Regions from separate parts of the Homo sapiens genome. Here region 2 is linked to region 1. Evidence: read pairs that join two places in POLR2A ChIA-PET (ENCODE). Cell type or tissue: PC-3. All regions are shown on one strand. Each heading gives the region's core, and the rest is flanking DNA. Links, peaks and the distances in the headings are about the cores only.

The links. Peaks named below come from ENCODE experiments on the same cell type or tissue, not always from the same donor. Only the 100,000 strongest peaks of a DNase experiment are listed, where the experiment ranks them.
Region 2: POLR2A ChIA-PET joins it to region 1 with 20 read pairs; 2 of 35 experiments call an interaction of 5 or more read pairs at or near these places.

What each region holds. Positions count from the first base shown.
Region 1 is chr12:46,747,197-46,757,891 of GRCh38, forward strand. No RefSeq gene overlaps it. Among named protein-coding and RNA genes, the nearest start is that of SLC38A4, 73 kb to the right of the region's middle. In PC-3, for the core only: no CTCF peak of the experiment used is centred there; a DNase peak (open chromatin) is centred at 5,265; H3K27ac peaks cover 737 bases.
Region 2 is chr12:46,946,936-46,957,630 of GRCh38, forward strand. LOC124902924 (a long non-coding RNA gene) reads left to right here. Exons shown (of 2, transcript XR_007063285.1): 2 at 743-2,293. LOC124902925 (a long non-coding RNA gene) reads right to left here. Exons shown (of 2, transcript XR_007063287.1): 2 at 9,728-10,107. Among named protein-coding and RNA genes, the nearest start is that of SLC38A4, 130 kb to the left of the region's middle. In PC-3, for the core only: no CTCF peak of the experiment used is centred there; DNase peaks (open chromatin) are centred at 3,386 and 6,146; H3K4me3 peaks cover 591 bases; H3K27ac peaks cover 1,124 bases.

The DNA of each region.
Region 1 (10,695 bases), core at 3,336-8,335:
TCCTACTGAAACTATTCCAAAAAAATTGAGGAGGAGGCACTCCCCCACAACTCATTCTATGAGGCCAGGATTATCCTGATACAAAAATGGAGTGGGGAGGGATAGCATTAGGAGATATACCTAATGTTAAATGACGAGTTAATGGGTGCAGCACACCAACATGGCACATGTATACATATGTAACTAACCTGCACGTTGTGCACATGTACCCTAAAACTTAAAGTATAATAATAAAAAAAAACCTGGCAGAGGCAATAAAAAAAAGAAAATTTTAGGCCAATATCCCAGATTAACTTTGATGCAAAAATCTTCAACAAAATACCTGAATCAAAATACCACAATCAACTAGGCTTCATCCCCAGGATGCAATGTTGGTTCAACATATGCAAATCAGTAAAAGTGATTCATCACATAAAAAGAACTAAAGACAAAAAAAACATGATTTTCTCAATAGATGCAGAAAAGTCTTCTGATAAAATTCAACATTCCTTCATGTTAAAAACTCTCAATAAACTAGGTATTGAAGGAACATACCTCAAAACAAATCCACAGCCAACATCATACTGAATGAACAAAAGATGAAAGCATTCCCCTTGAAAACCAGCACAAGACGAGGTTGCCCTCTCTCACTACTCCTATTCAACATAGTGTTGGAAGTCCTTGCCAGAGCAATCAGGCAAGAGAAAAATAAAGGGCATCCAAATAGGAAGAGAGGAAGTCAAACTATTCCTGTCTACAGATGACATGATTCTATACTAGAAAACCCCATAGTCTCAGTCCAAAAGCTCCTTCAGCTGACAAACAACTTCAGCAAAGTTTCAGAATACAAAATCAATGTACAAAAATAACCGGCATTTCTATACACCAACAATAGCCAAGGTGAGAGCCAAATCAGGAAGGCAATCCCATTCACAATTGCCACAACAGAAGTAAAATACCTAGGAATATAGCTAACCAAGGAGGATCTGTACAATGAAAATTACAAAACACTGCTCAAAAAGTCAGAGATGACACAAACAAATGGAAAAACATTCCATGCTTGTGGATAGGAAGAATCAATATCATGAAAATGGCTATAGTGCCCAAAGCAATTTTCTATTTTGTTATTCCTATCAAACTACCAATGACATTCTTCACCTAACCAGAAAAAAAGCTATTTTAAAATTCATGTAGAACCAAAAATGAGTCTGAATACCCAAGGCAATCCTAAGCAAAAAAGAACAAAGCTGGAGGCATCATGTTATCCAACTTCAAACTATGCTATAAGGCTATAGTAACAAAAATGCATGGTACTGGTACAAAAACAGGCACATAAACCAATGGAATAGAATAGAGAACCCATAAATAAGGCTGCATGCCTACAACCATCTGCTCTTCAACAATGCTGACAAAAAAAAGCAATGGGGAAAAGATTCCCTATTCAATAAATGGTCCTGGGATCACTGGCTAGCCACGTGCAGAAGATTGAAACCAGACCTTTCCCTTACATCACATAGAAAAAATAACTCAGAATGGATTAAAGACTTAAACATAAAGCCCAAAACTATAAAAGCCCTTGAAGATAACCTAGGCAACACCATCCTGGACATAGGAATGGGCAATGATTTCATGACAGAGATGCCAACAGATATAGCAACAAGAGCAAAAATGGACAAGTGGGCTCTAATTAAACTTAAGAACATCAGTACAGCAAAAGAAACTGTCAACAGAGTAAATAGACAACCTATAGATGGGAGAAGATATTTACAAACTATGCATCTGACAAAAGTCTAATATACAGCATCTGTAAGGAACTTAAACAAATGTACAAGAGAAAAACAACCACATTCAAAAGTGGGCAAAGGAAATGAACAGACACTTCTCAAAAGAAGACATACATGTGGCCAAGTATATGAAAAAAAGCTCATTATCATTGATCATTAGAGAAATGCACATCAAAACCATCTCACACCAGTCAGAATGGCTACTATTAAAAAGTCAAAAAATAGCAGATACTGGTGAGGTTGTGGAGAAAAGGGAACAGTTATACACTGTTGTTGGGAGTGTAAATTAGTTCAGCCATTGTGGAAAGCAGTGTGCAATTCCTCAAAGAGCTAAAAGCAGAACCACCATTTGACCCAGCAATTCCATTACTGGATATATACCCAAAGGAATATAAATACCATAAAAACACATAGATGCAAATATTCACTATAGCACTATTCACAATAGCAAAGACATGAAATCAACCTAAATACTAATCAATGACAGATTGGATAATGAAAATGTGGTACATATACAACGTGGAATACTACGCAGTCATAAAAAAGAATGAGATCGTGTCTTTTCTGGGAACATGGATGGATCTGGAGCCTATTATCCTTAACAAACTAACGAAGGAACAGAAAACTAAATACCACATGTTCTTACTTAAAAGTGGGAGCTAAATGATAAGAATTCATGAATACAAAGAAGGAAACAACAGACACTAAGGTCTCCTTGAGGGTGAAGGGTGGGAGGAGGGAGAAGAGCAGAAAAGGTGACTATTGAGTACTAAACTTAGTAACTGGTGATGAAATAATCCGTATAACAACCTCTCCTGCCCGTCTCATGAGTTTATCCATATAACAAACCTGCACATGTACCCCTGAACCTAAAATAAAAGTTTAAAAAAAGAACAGTTTGGCACAAATTATACTGCAGCTAAAATTGTATTTGGTAGAGTTTGTCCAACATTTAATGGGTGAATATAATTAACCCTATCTGGTAGGTCAATTCTTTCATCTACCTATGAGAATACTCTTAAGGTAATCCACAATAATTGACCATTTTGTTTCCATTCTTCTAAAAACTAAAAATAAAAGTCAAATGGCCTTTAAAAATGTGTTACATATGCACTGTGGAATGCTACAGAGCCATAAAAAGGAACAAAATCATGTTCTTTCCAGCAATATGGATGCAGCTGAAGGCTATTATCCTAACCAAATTAACCCGGGAGTAGAAAACCAAATACATTGTGTTCTCACTTACAAGTGGGAGCTAAATATTGGTCATTCATAAACATAAAGATGGGAACAATAGACACTGGGGACAACTAGAAGGGGGAGAAAGAACAAGGGGCAAAGGCTAAAAAACTACCTATCACGTATATGCTGACTACCTTGGTGATGGGATCATTTGTACCACAAACCATCTCACACAAAATACCCATGTAACAAACCTGTACATGTATGCTCTGAATCTAAAATAAAAATTGAAACAAATTTTAAAAAGAATATATATAGGTAAGTATGAATGACAAGTGTCAAAATGGACTGCAACTGTCAAAAACAATTCTGGCAAAATCCATGTGGTAGGGAGTGATTTGGGTGGAGAACAACATGGAGCTGATATAGTAAAATTAAATAATAATTATCTCACTGGAATAAATTGAGAATTGAGGAGATAATGAAATCAGTTTTGGAACTGTGCAAAACTTCATCTGGTGAAGGATTGAAATCTGAGTCTCAATAAACAAAGACACAGCAGTCATAATATAATTTACAGAAAGAAAACACAAACAGCAAACAAATATAGCTTTAAAATGTTTAGCCTCTCTAGTGGTTTAAGAAATAAGAATCCAAATGATCTTAAGTTACTATTTGCTACTTATTAAAATAAAAACAATAAATATATAAAAACAAATATATTTATACATATTTATAAAAATATATTAAAAATATATACAAATATATATAAAAATTGTGTATATATAAGTAAACATATATGTATATATTATTTATATATGTATGTATATATTATATATAGTGTACATGTATGTATGTGTGTGTATATATATATTATGTGCATATATATATATACGATGTAGTGCTGACAAGCCAGAGGGAAAATGGTATACTCAATTCCCATTACTCACAATAAAAACAGTTACAGTTCAAAAACCAAATGAAAAGAAGGAAGGAAAGAAGGAAGGAAGGAAGGAAGGGATTGGTTCACTTTCCCGGGAAGGAGGGAAGGAAGGAAAGAAGGAAGGAAGGAAGGAAGGAAGGAAGGAAGGAAGGAAGGAAGGAAGGAAGGAAGGAAGGAAAGGAGGGAGGGAGGGAGGGAGGGAGGGAGGGAGGGAAGTGATTGGTTCAGTTTCCCAGGAAGTAACCTCTGGTTGAGAGTGGGCCCCACAGCACTTCTATGCTTATCTACACCTTACATTGCTTATCTTGTTACTCTTTAGTGCTATTAAGTAATGATCTGTGTGTGCTTTGTATTCCCTGAGTAGATGGCAATCTCTTCAAAGTAAAGCTCTGTGCTCTCCATTTATTCCACAATTCCTTCTCCAACTCAATTGTGACCATGATTAACTTTGTTCACTCAAAACATTCAATTACATGCTTGCTGAATAATAGGGGAAAATATTGTGTTATTTCCACTCAGATTTGGGAGGTAAAAGCCAAGGTAATATGGTAGAAGAAGAATTTGCTACATGTAAGAGTTTTGTATGGCAGAATTGGCATTTTCAAGTCAGAGAAAAAACAACTGATTACCTATGAGGAAAAAAAGTATGCTCAATCTTGATACCATATTCAAAAATAAATTACAGATAAAGTCCTAAATTTTTTTTAAAGTTTAAAACAATGTATTTATTTCCTTGGGCTTGGAAGAAAAATTAAAGTAGAAAAATGATGAATTAGACCACACCAAAATAAAAAGCTACTGTATGAAAAAAAGACATTTTAAAAGATGCTAAAAATCCAGGGACAGGCTTTAAGAAAGTATTTGTCATATATGACAGGCAATTATTATCCAGGATATATAAAAGTATGAATAGGTAAGAAACATTCTAGTTGGTCAGAATGTAAAATTGTGCAGGCACTATGAAAAACAGTGTGAAGTTTCCTTAAAAAATTAAAAATAGAATTACCATATGACTCAGCAATCCCACTTCTGCATATACATCCAAAAGTATTGAAAATAAGATCTCAAAGACATATTTGCACACCCATGTCCATTGTAATATTATTCACAATAGCCAAGAGGTAGAAGTAACCTAAATGTGCACAGATGAGTTAATGGATAAAGAAAATGTGGTATATACATACATATAATGGAATGTTATTCAGCCTTATAAAAGGACATCCTGTCATATGCTACAACATGGATAAACCTTGAGGACATTATGCAAAGTGCAATAGGCCAGTCACAAAAATGATAAACCTTGAGGACATTATGGAAAGTGAAATAGGCCAGTCACAAAAAGACAAACACTGCATGATTCTATTTATATAAGGTATGAAAAGTAACCAAATTCATAGAAGCAAAAAGTAGAATGGTGGTTGCCAGGGGCTGGAGATAGAAGAAAGAAAGGGGGAATTGTTCAATGGGTATAGAGTTTCAGCTTTGCAAGATGAAAAAGTTCTGGAGATCTGTTGCACAATAAGGTGCTTATGGTTAACACTACTGTACACATAAAAAGTGGTTAAGATGGTAATCTTTATACTATGTGGTTTTTTCCCACAATTAATAATCAGAGCTTTAAATCTCAGTTTGAGAGAAGTTTTCTATGTAAATACTCCAGGAAGAAGATAACATTTGGCTTATATTCAGTCGTAGATATAAATGCGTGATATAAGACCTTATTCTAATAGCAGGTTTTCATAGCAGGAAGAATGGCTGAGAGCTTGAAACTTTGGGGCTTCTGAAGGGGCAAGTGGGTGCAAGAGTGATCCAAATGTGTAAGCAAATGCTGTTGCCGGTGCAGTAGGTCAGCAATGTCTGTAATGGTGAGGAGGGCACATTTAGGCATTCACCAATATGTTTGATTGGTAGATCATGTTCCTACAAAATTTTCCAAGGAATGAAGGAATGTTTGGAAAATGATTTTTTTTTTTTGAGTCAGGGTCTTTCTCTGTCACCCAGGCTGGAGTGCAGTGCACTATCATAGCTCACTGCAGCCTCCAATTCCAGGGCTCAAGCAATACTCCAGCCTCATTCAACCTCCTGAGTAGCTGGGACTATTGGCATGCACCACAATGCCTGGCTAATTTTTCTTTATTTTTAGTAGAGACGAGGTCTTGCTATGTTAACCCAAGCTGATCTCAAACCCCTGAGCTCAAGTGATCTGCCCACCTAGGCCTTCCAAAGTGCTGGGATTACAGGCATAAGCCACCATGCCTGACCTTGACATGCTTTTTTTTTATTTTTTAAATATCTCTAGTCACCTAATTTGCTGAAAGCTAAATTTAAAAAAACTCTGCGTTGCATGATAATACTTAATTCTGTGCTAAGTGCGTTTCCCATTGCAGAGTAGTACCACCATACTTAGTATTAAGGAGATTATAACATATCAAAATTTTAAATGAACTAAGAAAGCATGAAAATTATGGAATACTAATGCCATCTTTTGATGGAAGAACCTGGAAACAAAAACAGGACACTCAAATCAATTTTTCTTAAACTATAACTTTATTTGGGCAAGAGAATTTTCCCTAAATAAAGCTATCATTTTTAAACACCTTAGGACAAACTATTTTTTCAAATAAAATTTTATGTCAGAATAGTCTTGTGTAAGTGGTTTTCTATTCTCCCATCTTCTCATTATTACGAATATTTGCTTTATTGATATATATATCTCAGTTACTCCCTGTGACTAAACTGCTCTCTCTGCTTGAAATCAGAAGACTTATTTTAGGTAATTTAAAATTTATATTAGCACAGTGTCTATACCAAATTGGTAATGCAGATTTATGTAAAAAAAGAGGAAAAGAAACATTCTAACAGAAAAAATGGTCAAAGAATATAAACAAGCACTTTCAATGATTAAACAGTGGCTGTAAATATATTGCTAAATATGTAATCAGCTTTATGCAAATTAAAACAATGAGATACTGTATCTAGCCATCATAAAGGCAAATATTAAATAATAATAATATTGAGGAGTTATAAAATTGTGTGAAAATAACAACTCTTATATACTGCTGGTAAACGAATAAATTGATGCATTTATTTTTTTAGAATAATTTGGCAGTTTCTATTAAGTTAAAGATGTGCATGCTATATGATCCAGCTGGAGAAACACTTGCATATGCATATGTGGAGATGTGTCATGATCTGCATAACTCCATGTAGTATTTTTGTAATAATAAAAAAATTATGAATAATGAATGATCATTACTTGAGGAATAGTTAAATAAAATGTGATAAATTTATACACTAGAATTACAGTAGTTAAAGCAATAAATTACACCTGTATACTATAAATGGACTTAAATCTCCAAAAATTACTACTGAATAAGAAAAAGAAAGTTATAAAATAGATACAGTATATAAATTTATGTTATAAAATATCATAAAACAGAAACCAGTCTTTTGCAGCAATGTAAATGGAACTGGAGGTCATTATCCTCAGTGAAATAACCCAGAAACAAAGTCAAATACCATATGGTCTCACTTATAAGTGGGAAATAAACAATAGGTACACGTGGACATACAGAGTGGGATAACAGACATTGAAGACTACAAAACGTGGGAGGAGAGTGAGGACTGAAAAATTACCTATTGGGTACAATGTTCCCTCTTCAGATGATGGGTACACTAAAAGTCCAGAGTTCATCATGATGCAATATATGCATGTCAGAAATCTGCACTTGGACCTCCTAAATATATACAAATGAAAAATTTTAAAGTAAACACGACATAAAACAATTGTATTTTTAATCTATGATATGAACATATAAAAAGAGGTCTGGAAGGATGCACAGCAAACTCTTAGTAGTGGCTTTCCCAGAAAGTGTGAAAGGGAAGCAGCCTCTTAAATGCCCAGAACTGACCCAGGGCCACTTTGAATACATTCTATTGGTCAAAGCAAGTTAAGGTCAGTCCAGCTGCAAGGTGACTTCCCCTCTTCATGGGAGGAGCAGAAGGTGTGGCATGCACCTGCTGTGGGGTGGTGGAATTGATGGCAACCATTTTTGGAAATTGGTGAGACTGTAAACTAGTTCAACCATTGTGGAAGTCAGTGTGGCGATTCCTCAGGGATCTAGAACTAGAAATACCATTTGACCCAGCCATCCCATTACTGGGTATATACCCAAAGGAGTATAAATCATGCTGCTATAAAGACACATGCACACGTATGTTTATTGCGGCACTATTCACAATAGCAAAGACTTGGAACCAACCCAAATGTCCAACAATGATAGACTGGATTAAGAAAATGTGGCACATATACACCATGGAATACTATGCAGCCATAAAAAATGATGAGTTCTTGTCCTTTGTAGGGACATGGATGAAATTGGAAATCATCATTCTCAGTAAATTATCGCAAGAACAAAAAACCAAACACCGCATATTCTCACTCGTAGGTGGGAATTGAACAATGAGATCACACGGACACAGGAAGGGGAACATCACACTCTGGGGACTGTTGTGGGGTGGTGGGAGAGGGGAGGGATAGCATTGGGAGATATACCTAATGCTAAATGACGAGTTAGTGGGTGCAGCGCACCAACATGGCACATGTATACATATGTAACAAACCTGCACAATGTGCACATGTACCCTAAAACTTAAAGTATAATAATAATAAAAAAAGGAAATTGTCTACTATATTTTCCTTCCCCCATTTTAGGCAATTGGCATCCTCCAGCTCTTGGCTCCTTTGCTTCCCTCTGTATCTCCCATCAAAGTTTGCTTTAAAGAAAGATTTTGTAGGAATGCTTTACTTGAATTGTGGATTTAAAACAAGACATGTCACTCCTAACAGACATTTACATTTGATATCTCTCTCTGATCATGGAAATAAATGCTCTATCGCTCTTTAAGGCAAGTTCAGGCGTCAGCAAGTGGGGGAAGAGCTTCTTGGAGTCTTGCTGTTAAGTCTCATCTCATCATTTTCTAAGTGCTTCACCTCCTCCACCTTCTTAAAAGCTGGCTGGAGATAAAAGGGTAATGTCACCCTGGAAGGACTGAGCTCTTAATTCACAGATGTTGCTCCAGAGCTTGGGTCTCAGCTTCTGATGACTTGTTCATTGTTACCTGGAACAGAACTGTCCTGTAACCACATTCCCATGGCTTTATGATCCACAATTAGGAGATTGACTATGTCAGATACCAAATAGAAGGAGAGAGACAATAAGAATTCATTTAGTAATCTATCCAAATATATTTGTTGAGATCCATGTAGCTGAGAGCTATGCAAAGTACTGGGTGTACCAGTAGAAAACAAGATAGGCAGCATCTGTCCTCACAGAGCTTATGGTCTGGTGGGCTATACAGACAAGGAGAAAATATGGGTAATACATGTTAGGTATAAATAAAAAGAAATTATGAGGTGCTATGGGAAGACTATGCGGAGTCTAATTAGTGGTATGCTTGGTCTAATTACTGGCTCTACCAAAAAAAAAATTAAAAAAGGAAAAAAAAAGAAAAAAGCTCCTGATTTATAGTGTTTGTCAATTTCCATGGTGTAAAGATTCCCACCAATTTCAAGCAGCAACATGACATCACTGAATGGAGCTACAAAAAAATGAACAGTACTTTTTTCTTATCGACAGGGGCTGTATTCCAAGACCCCCAATGGATGCCTGAAACCATGGCTAGTACTAAACCCCATGAACACTATGTTTTTTTCTATACATACCTATGGTAAAATTTAATTTATAAATTAGGCATAGTAAGTGGTTAACATCTTTTAATATAATAGAACAATTATAATAATATACTGTAATAAAGTTACATAAATGTGGACTTTCTCTCTCTCAAAATATATTATTGCATGTAATATTTTCAGACTGTGGTTGACCGTGGGTAACTGAAACTATGGAAAGTGGAACCATAGATCAGCAGGAACTATTGTACAAGCCAACAACAGGGCCCTATCGGATCTAAGCCATTTAAGGTAGGAGAATGGAGATGTCAGGAAGGCTTTCTGGAGGAAGGGCCATCTAAGATGAGAACTGAAGGATGAGAAAGAATGAGTCAGATGAAGACAGTCACAGAGAAATATTCCATGTGTAGACAACAGCATGTGTCAAGGCCTGAAAGGCGAGAAAGGACCTTTCACACCTGGAGAATGACCAATCAATGTGGATCAAGGGCATGGTGCTGAGTGATATGTGTGTGTGAAGGTAGATGGGGAGGGGTGTGTGTACATGGGCTTTGTATGTAGTGTGGTGTGTATATATGCATGAAATTGTGTGTACGTGTGTATAGTATGTTATCTGTGTATGGTGTGTGTGTTTATGCACATGTGCATGTAGTACAATGAGAGTGTGTGTGTGTGTGCATGCATGCTGGTGTCTTATTCAACTCCAGCTGCCATAACAAAATACTATACACTGGGTGGATTGAACAGCAGATATTTATTTCTCACAGTTCTAGAGGGTAGGAAGTCTGAGATCAAGGGAGCAGTGGATTTGGTGTTTGGTGAGAGCCTCTTCCTGGCATGCAGTTGACTACCTTCTCACTGTCTTCACATGGCAGAGTGAGAGCTATGGTCTCTTTCTCTTCTTATAAGTACACTATTCTCATTACAGGAGCCCTACTCTCATGACCTCCTCCAAACCTAATTATCTTCCAAAAGCCCTGCTTTCAAATACCATCACTGTTATGGTTTGGCTGTGTCCCCACCCAAATCTCATCTTGAATTGTAGCTCCCATAATTCCCTCATGTTGTGGGAGGGAGCCAGTGGGAGATAATCAAATCACGGTGGGGTGGTTTCT
Region 2 (10,695 bases), core at 3,094-8,093, 200 kb after region 1:
GGCTGTGGTGTATGGGTCATGAAAGACAGGATGCATAACTGACCAAGGGCTCTAGCTTCCATGCTCTGAAATCATTCGCCATGTTGTACTGAGGCCAAGCTTCCCATGGGCTGCTCCCAGCCATGATTGAGTGCAACAGAAACACTAAGGCAGATGCATTTCTGCAAGATAGGGCATTTCTACAGCCCACTTTGCCACAAGTGACCCTTCTTGCCCCACATCCTGCCCCCAATACCTTGATGAACCTTCCTCCAACTGTAAATGTCTAAGATGCTTCCTCCTGCCCTTCCCCTTTCTCCTTCCTTCAGGGTCAGGCTTGCATCATAGACCAATGACTATCCCAGCTTTCCTCAGCTCCCTCCTTTAATAAAATCCATGCATGTTTAATCCCATCTTGACATGTACTTCCCGGACTAACACACAGACCAAACTATAATTGTATCATTGATTAATACACTAATGTAGCTTAAAAATAAAACATGTAAAATAAAACAGTAACCTCTCAGAAAGAGATTGGTCGGCTCTGGGAGCTGTGAAAAAAGGTGCCAAGCAAAGCTGAACCTGCTCAGTTCATGCTTCTGTGACAGAGGAGGTGACAGCAATGTACCAGCCCAAACACTATCCTTGTTTTTGCAATGGATATATCTGGTGCCATAAAATATTTAGTTCATCCAGTAACACACCTTGTTCTGAGTTCATGCTTTCCAGATGATGTTGAGTTGACTTTTTGACTTCCTCCTAGGCCTATCTCCAGGGAGCAATGTATTAGTTACATGGATGTAGCCCAGAGGGAATTTTTGGAAATTTGGAGAACTGCATTCTAGAGACTCAAAACTGTGACTGCTGAGTGGACCATCTATGGGCAAGAGCAGAATCACTGAATACTGGAGGAGGGTTGCAAGGTGGCCTGGTTTCTGTGGCAGTGATCTGGTAGGTTCTGCTGAGGAAAACTGGATGGTGTCTGGCATGTCTTCAGTAAGTAATAAATGCTAGCAAGCACTTTTGTTATTGGATTATGGCTGGAATTGTCATCTAAAGGGAGAAACGTTAAGTTTTCTTTAAAATATTATTATGTTAGTTTCCTAAGGCTGCCATACCAACCACTAACTAGATAAGTTAAAGCAAAAGAAATTTATTCTCACTGTTTTGGAGGCTACAAGTCTGAAAGGAAGATGTCAGCAGGGCGGGTGCCTTTCGGGGGCTCTGGGGGAGAATCTGTTTCATGTCTGTGTCCTGGCTTCTGGTGAACATAGGCAATGCTTGGTGTTCCTTGGCTTGTAGATGCATCACTCCAGTCTCTGCCTCCAGCTTCACGTGGCCTTCTGCTTGTGTATCTCTGTGGCTTCACATGGCTGTCTTCTCATAGAAACACCAGTCATATGGAATTAGGGGTCTACCCCACTCCACTATGACCTCATCTTAACTTATTACATCTGCAAGGACCCTATTCCCACATAAGGTCACATTCTGAGGTATTATAGGTTAGGATTTCAACATATTTTTGGGAGGACACACAATTCAACTCATATTGGACTTTATGACTCTATGAAATTACTCAAGAGAATAGCTTCATAATGCATGAGAAATAAAAATTGGGGTGATTCAAGACATTACAAACTTTATAGTTAATGTTTGTTCAAATTAACTTAAAGGAGGGGGTGGGACCCAGAGAAGGAAGGGGCTCAAGAGAGCTCATAGCTTATTTCTACAAAATAAAGAATTTCCTTGCTGTCTGTGAGCACTTGGCAACTTTAGGTTGAGGACTGTGCTCTGAATTGTCTTCTCATCTCACATCCCTGCCTAACTGTACACTTACATTTTGTCATACAATCCATCTCCACACATTTTCTTCCTTCACCTTTACCCCCACAATCCCTCCAATCCTGCCTGGAGGCTAAAGCAAATGAAATATATCTACTGTTCTGTACATTTAGCTAATAAAAGAACACTGAGTCTCCACATTCAAATTTCCTTGCAATGTTAGATTGCTTGCTCTAGTTTAGCCTATTAACTATGGGCAAAATACCTTGAATATATTTTATTTCTCTATTTTGTGACATTAACATTTGACTTTCAGCTAATCATTTAAATGTGTGGCACCGGAAAACACATCTTCATAATTGCCTCCTTATTTACATTCCTCAGGGCTGAAGCATGGCAATTTGAATGGATGCAGTTTAAGAATTAATATAGATAGACAAAAATGACAGAGGATTGTAAAGAGGCCCCATGGTTTTGGGAGCTATTCCCTGGCAATCCCTTGTGTTTGATTATAAAAAAAAAAAAAATAAAGGCAGATGTTGAGTGCTGTAGGCTATTCTGCATTTATGGAATTTTCCACTAGGTAATAAGCATTCAGGTCACATACACAGTGAGATTTTCTGCAGTGACAGTACAGATAATAAGGCTGTGCAACTTGGTGACAATTTGCTCCATTTAAGCAAACCATCAACTGGTGCATTTTTACAGCAATTGTCTCAGAAGCATGAGAGATGCTTTTGTGTGCATGTTTTAAATATGGATTCATTAGCACCCAAAGAACAATAGGATGCATTCTGAAATGCATCTTAATGAGAAATAAGCATTGATAGGTCTTCTGAGTTCATGTTTCTATACCACTTTTAAGCCATTAATTAATTAATGGTATTTCTTTGGTCAAATTTAGAAGTAAATAAACCTCTTCCCATTTTTCCTCTTTTTTTTTGAGATGGAATTTCACTCTGTGGCCCATGCTGGAGTGCAGTGGCACAATCTTGGCTCACTGCAACCTCCGCCTCCCAGGTTCAAGCAATTCTCCTGCCTCAGCCTCCCAAGTAGCTGGGATTACAAGCATGCACCACCACGCCCAGCTAATTTTTTTGTATTTTTAGTAGAGACAGGGTTTCACCATATTGGCCAGGCTGGTGTCGAACTCCTGACCTTGTGATCTGCCCACCTCAGCCTCCCAAAGTGCTGGGATTACAGGCATGAACCACCGCATCCAGCCCCTCTTCCCATTTTCTAGGAGTGGCTTTCCCAGAGCCAGATAACATAGTTTAAATATCCATTATTTCTACCAACTATTATTGGGTTAGTACAGAAGGTTTAGCATCTCCAACCCATTAAATGAGAAGATGAGAAAGAAAGGGATTATTAAAGCAATCCATTTTTATTTTTTAGTTCGGTGTATAATCTAGAGTCAAGATGAATGATTGTGTACTGTCCATTAATATCTGTGCTTACCACTCCTAGTTGCTAACCATCAATGTCATCTAACCTTTTGTGGCATATCTGTTGGACTTTTAAGTCTTTCTAAAAGATAATCTCCTTGGTATGCAATGTTGCGCTCGTAGAAGTATTCTTTTTCAACCCACTGCATATCAGCAAATCTGCCTTGGGGCTACATGAACATATGGGAACTGGCACAAAAATGCCTGGACTGGTGCAGCAGGAAGTCAGCCACTGCAGGGAAAGGATGGACATAACACTGAAGCTATCAAGCATATTAAAAGTTTCTTGCAATAAACAAGATAAAAAATGTCCAACACAATTACATCCAAAGAAATTTGTGGCAAGTCAGACTACTTCCTGAAAACATGCTTTTGCAAATAAAATTGATATTAAAATTTTACATAAATTTTCAAAGCCAGAACAAGTCTCAGAGAAATGATTGTGTGTGTGTGTGTGTGTGTGCGTGTGTGTGTACACATAGGTTCTCTTTGGAAAGAGAAAGACAGGAGCATGACATTACTGGAAGGAGCTTTAAGGAATATCAGGACACCTGGCTTCTGATCCTTTCTCTAATCTCACTAGTTCTGAGTGTGAACATTCAGATGAGTTCTGTGAGAAGGAACAAGATGCACTGAAGTTACTTCAAGAAAAAGGAGGATCTTCGAGGGGTAAGCATGGATTAGAAATGAGCAAAAACTCAGAAACAGACACAGGCTGATGGATTCATTCTCTCTCTCTCTCTTTTCAGTACCTCCTGGCTTTGGCATCTTAAGTTCTCCTTGCACTTCTGCATCTCCCTCTGCTGTCTACATACCTGCACTGTCCAATACAGGAACCACCAAGCACATGTGGCTATTCAGATGTAAACATACATTAAATAAAATTAAATAAAATTTATTCAGTTCCTCAGTTGCACTTGCTATGTTTCAAGTGCTCAACAGCCAACCTGTGGCCAGTGGATATTGCATTGGAGGACACCAATTATAGAATTTCCGTCATGCGGCCAGGCACAGTGGCTCATGCCTGTAATCCCAGCACTTTGGGAGGCTGAGGTGGGTGGATCACATAAAGCCAGGAGTTCGAGAACAGCCTGGCCAACATGGTGAAAACCCGTCTCTACTAAAAATACAAAAATTAGTTGGGTGTAGTGGTGCTCATCTGTGATCCCAGCTACTCAGGAGGCTGAGGCATGAGAATGCCTTGAATCTGGGAGGGGGAGGTTGCAGTGAGCTGAGGTCGCACCACTGCAATCCAGCCTGTGTGACAAAGCAAGACTGTCTCAAAAAAAGCAAAACAAACAAAAATTTCCATCATCTCAGAATGGCCTGCACTCCATTCTGTGGCCATTTCTCAATAATCCTGCTCTTTGTTTACCTCCACTTTACTGATTAGAAAAGTGAGGCTCAGAAATGCAAAGATTCAGGTCCAAAGTTTACGTAACTAATAAGCAGCAGAACACTCAATCCTCCAAATTAATTACTCAATTGCCTCCAAATTAATTATTTTTAAGCTACTATATCACATTTACTCTAAGTCAGTAACGAGTTTTCTTTCTGTATTAAAAATAAAGAATGAGGCTGGGCGTGGTGGCTAACACCTGTAATCCCAGCACTTTGGGAGGCCGAGGCGGCCAGATCACAAGGTCAGGAGTTCGAGACCAGCCTGACCAACATGGTGAAACCCTTTCTCTACTAAAAATACAAAAATTAGCTGGGCGTGGTGACACATGCCTGTAATCCGAACTACTCAGGAGGCTGAGGTAGGAGAATCACTTGAACCCAAGAAGCGAAGGTTGCAGTGAGCCAAGATTGTACCACTGTACTCCAGCCTGGGTGAAAGAGTGAGACTGCATCTCAAAAAAACAAAATAAAATAAAGAATGAGTAGTTAAAAATAACACAATTTAAAATAAACACTGACCAGGTGCAGTGGCTCATGCCTGTAATCCCAGCACTTTGGGAGCCCATAAAAAGAAGATTGCATGAGCCCCAGGGTTCGAGGCTTCAGTGAGCTCAGATTGTGCCACTGCACTCAGCCTGGGTGACAGAGTAATAAAACAAAAATAAAATAAACACTCCAAAATTAGATTTAATTATTTGATTTCCTAAGGTAAGCAAAGGAAAAATTGCATCATTAATCAAATTATCAGTGTGTTGATGGTTTCAATTTAGTGTTAAAAATGGTTACTTTTGGTTTTTTAGTTTTGGACCTTTCCTTTGACCTGGATGGTCAAAAATTGGGACTTTTTTGTTTTCATTTTCTCCCTAGAATACAGAGATGAAAATAGTAAAAGACTAGGAAGCATGAAACCTGGAATATAGCCCTGGGTATGCAGCTAGCTAACTGGATATGACTTTGGACAGGTCAGTTACATTCTGGGTCAGTTTCCTTAGCAGTCAAAAGACAACTTCGATGAGTTTCTGTATTCAGGATTGGTGTTTACTTGGTATGTTCCAGTGTGGCCACACTGTTTATTAAATTATTGAAGTAGTCCCATACCAGTTGGCAAACAGCACCCCTTCTCTAGCCATCTAGCTCTTCCTCTGGGATCCTCCCACCACCCCACGATGTAAAACTTGAAGGGTTGATGGCTGAAAAAATATTGGCCTCTCAAGACTCTGCTGCAGCCCACAGCTGGCATTCACTCCAATTGTCAGTTTTCATGCCTTAATGATTGTTAAATATTTTTGATCCTGTACATCCTGCACACATCCAAATATATGTTTACAATGTTCCCATTTATAGTGTGTACAGCTTGCTTGTTCGGTTCAGTTAAAGTTTGAAGTATAGACTCAAAGTTGATAAACTATTTAAGTTGCCTATGAGGCTTTCAGCCAATAAGTCAGACAGCTTCTTCCCTTTGAAAAGTGGGCAGGTAGGAAAATAAGGATGAGGTTACAGTGTTCACTTTCTGGATTGCTCTCCCATATGTCAATAGCTATAAGTTCTGTGAATAAATATATGCTGTCTGAATCACTCTACATTCACAGCCAGCTTTGTCTCTTAAATGTATTTAGATAATGGGACACCTCCCCTAAAAATCTAAAAAAAAAAAAAAAAACACAGTTTAAATTATCATCTTTGGCATTTAATAAATGTCAAGATCATTGAATCAGATTCTCTTCTTATGACTCACTTTATACTTCTTGAACCAACATTAATCTACCTCCTAAGGCACATAATAACTACAGGGGTAGAAGGGTAGAACATCCAATAATTTATTCATTAAGTTCCAGTCACTGCTGGTTTTAAAAGACAGATCTGTTAGCTTCTCATTTCAAGGTCTCTCTCTCTATTCTCCTTTTAAAGATAATAATGCAATTTCTATGTTGCTAAGAAGGAACAATGTTTAGATTATATTTCAATCCAAATTCTCAAGTTCCAAACTGTTTTCAGAAATTTTGTCATTAGTCTTTCAAATACTGCCTTTGATAGGTAACTAAGGGTTTCTTTCATTAAGCTTAGCTTATCTGCTAGTTTTCCTCAGGATAGCTGCAGAAGCTCTTGGCATCACATCTTCACACACCAAAGTAAAAAGATAGGAAATATTTCCCAGAAGTCATCTTAGCTTATCCTACATCACACTGTCCAGTATTGAGTCTTTCATAAGTCAATCATTGGAAAGGAAGAAGGGATCACCATGACTGGCTAAGACGAATCAAGATCTACCCAGTGGGTCTAAGGCTGGGACCAACTTAGCTTGAGCATTTAGCTTCATAAAGGATTTTGTTTTGTTAGTAAAAAAGAAGATGCAAATGGTTGTTGGGTAGGTAATTATTATACTAGCATCTGCTACACATAACAGCTCTGTGGGATAGACGTATTTATTTCTCACAGTTTATAGTTGAGTGTACTGTGATTCGACATGGTAAGCAACATGCCCAAAAACTAGCAGTGGTCCACGGTGGAGCTGTGATTTGAACTAAAGTCTGTCTGGCACTTACATGGCTGCACCAAGTTACTATGCTCTACTAATTTCCAGGTCGTGTATTATATTCACTAAAGATATTGGGCTCCAGCTCACAGTCTTTCTTCTCACCAAAATCCCTCTTATTACCCAGGGAGATCTCCATCAAATCCTAGCCACATTTCCTGACCCCACCTGCAATAGACTTTGCTACCACCTCACTGTAGCCTCTCACTCCCTTGGCCTTACCCTCAGTAACTATTCTAATGTTGAATCTTGAATTCTAGTATCTCATGCTCTGACAGCCTCTCATACTTCCAGCCTGTCTTATTCCCACTACACCTGTTCTTTAAGGTCCCAGAGTTCTCCAACCTCCCCTCCATCTGGAATGTCTACTTCAATATATGAAATTGAAGATGTCTCAAAGCTCCACGCAGACCCCTTTCTCTGAAAGAAGAGAATGAGGCTCAGAATGCTGACACAAGTAGCCTAATGTCCCACGGCTAGTAACTGCAGTGTCAGGACTGGACCACTGGGCCCTTGTGGGTTCCAAGTCAGGCCAATGTTTTGTTTTCTTCCTACACTATCTCTTTAGGTTGAAACTTTTCTCCTGGTAAAGATTTTTAAATATCTTGGGTTGGAACAATATTTTAAGATATTAGCAATTTATACTTAAGTGTAACATGCTTTATATTTTAAAAAGATTTTACAACATATTTTGCTAATGTCTAGAAAAGGCTACAGTGATGAGAAGCTGCTAAGATGGGAAAATGTTTTGCCAATTTCCATGCTGAGAACTGGATAGCTGAATAACTGAGTGGTCAGAGGCAGACAAGTGTTCACTCTTGGGGAATTTATAGGCTAGATAGTTTAAAAAATAGCCTAAGTTCTCTAAAGTTCTCTTCAAAATAGATGTTTTCATAGATTAACTTGTTTTAAAATAAATACAAAGGAGCAGGCATAAGATGATGTTGCATTTTCCTTAGTAGCTGATCTCTGAAAGACATTGCTTAGATTTCTATTTTGAAATTAAAACAAACAAACAAATAGCATACATTGCAATATGAAAATACTCAATGATGCTATATATATACTTTAAGTTCTGTGATACATGTGCAGAATGTGCAGGTTTGTTACACAGGTATTCATATGCCATGGTGGTTTGCTGCGCCCATCAACCCGTCATCTATATTAGGCATTTCTCCTAATGCTATCCCTTCCCTAGCCCCCCACCCCCTGACAGGTCCCGGTGTGTGATGTTGCCCTCCCTGTGTCCATGTGTTCTCATTGTCCAACTCCTACTTATGAGTGAGAACATGTGGTGTCTGGTTTTCTGTTCCTGTATTAGTTTGCTGAGAGTGATGGTTTCCAGCTGCATCCAAGTCCCTGCAAAGGATATGAACTTATCCTTTGTTATGGCTGCATAGTATTCCATGGTGTATATGTGCCACATTTGCTTTATTCTTATGAGACAGAACTTCCTAGGGTATGACTATTTAGTTTGATTGATCTGAAATTATGGATTTCAATAATTTGGAGATGAGACCTTAGTATTTCCAAATGTATGCAAATATTGCTTTCATAATGCACTTGATGGGTCTGAAATAGGAATAGCACTGGGCAGGCACAGGAGGATAGAAAACCCCCAACCACAGCTAAAACAATAACTAGGCAAATAAACCATGGGCTGATGGAAAACCCAAAAGAAGGGACAACAAATGGCCAAAATCCTGGTCAGGTTGACATATCTATGACTCTTTCTGGCAAACCCGAAAAAGAGAAAAAGGGGATGGTAACAAGGGTCCCCGAAATCCTCTCCTTTTCCAGAATGATTATTCCACCCCCTAATTAAAGAAACACCCATAAAATTAAAAACCTAAACTTAATTGTGTGTGATTTGTTCTCGTCAGCACGCCTGCACTTCTCTCTCAACTGTGTACTTTCATTTTTGGAATCAAAGCTTCTTGCCTTTCGCATCATTCGGACTCATCCCCGAATTCTTTTGAACCAGGACACCAGCTGAGGCTGGGGTCTCACTGGCATCTGAAGGCCCTCCGAGCCCTCTAGCAACAGGCAGCAGGCCTTCTTAGTTACGTTTGCTGGCTTGATTAGAATCATATTGCCTTGCACAGTGATAAGCACCTAAACTGATATTAGCTTCAAGAAAACATGAAAGTGTTGATTAACAAAAAAAAAAAAATTAGGTGTTAAGGGTCCCCAAAATACTCTGCTTTGGTTTAATGTATATCGACTACAAAACATCTTTTGAGGCAAGTTTTACCTGTGTAATCAACAGTATTACTGTTTGGTGTGATGTGAAAAGACAAGGATTTTAGAAGATTTTGTGTATGTGTCTTCATGAAACTGCATTGGAAACAGCACATGGGAAGTGAAAAAGAGAAATTTCATAGATACCGTTTGCAATTCTTAGTTAAGCTAGAAACAAAGAGGATCCTGATAATTTAAACATTTGTTTAAATTGTTTCTAATTCCTGTGGTCTGGGAACAAATCCCCAACCTAGCTTCAGTTACCCTCCTCCACACCACTCCATTGACGAAAAGGGGGAAGAAGGAAACTGGGTGGGGGGAAGAATGCGGAAGGAGAAGGAGGTGCAGAAAATTTTGTTTAATTGGGGTTGTAAAAAACAGCAGATGATTCAATATCTCCCTGAGGTTTTTACTGTAGATCACAGAAAGGAATGTGGAAAAACTCTTTTCATGACTTCCACCTCCTAGTAGGATTTGCCTCAGTGGTAGGCCTGCCAACAGTGGCCATGGGTCCTGGACAGAGGATACATGTGCTGTCTGGCCCACTGGTCTGTGGTCATTTCCTATCTTTTTTTAGGGTCTGATGCTATTTTAAGTGTGCCTCTTGACTGTGTGGGTATCACAGACACATTTCTCTGCTGTCCGGTTGCAGAACGGGTCTACTTTTTGACCATGCATATTGTAGACAGTCCATGGAGGTGAGACAGGGATGGTCCTTAAAACCTAGAAATAAGGAAAGTGAGAATGCTCTTTGAGAGTTAAGCTATGACGTAAGTCCAGCATAATTTGGAGTAAAGAGAGATATTTAAAGTCACATTAAGATTGCAAGCAAACTTGAATTGTGTGTGTCCAAGTCATGCAACAAGAAGTGGATTTACCCAGGCTCCCTGGCCAGCATATTCTTATTATAGTGATGGATACATCACACTGCCAGAGTTGATGTTTGTTGCACATTCTTTTCACATAACCAACTCTCCTGATTCCCCAAAGTAAATGTCTCAGGTACTTTGCACTGATCAGACTGACCTAAATGTGAGATCTCCTTGACAGTCACATTTCCCTTTAAAATCTAATACACTGGAATTCTGTGTTTCTACCTCATGGTAAGTTTTGTTAGCTAAAGGTCTCATCTTTAAGTCCAAAGAATGTTGGGTTACGATGAGTTTCAGAGCTGCTATCATCCACATCATGCTGGTGTCTCCCAAAATTTATATGTTGGAACCAAACCTCCAATGGGATAGTATTGAGAGATGGGGCTTTGGGGAGGTGATTAGATTATGAGGACAGATCCCTCATGCATGTGAATGGTGC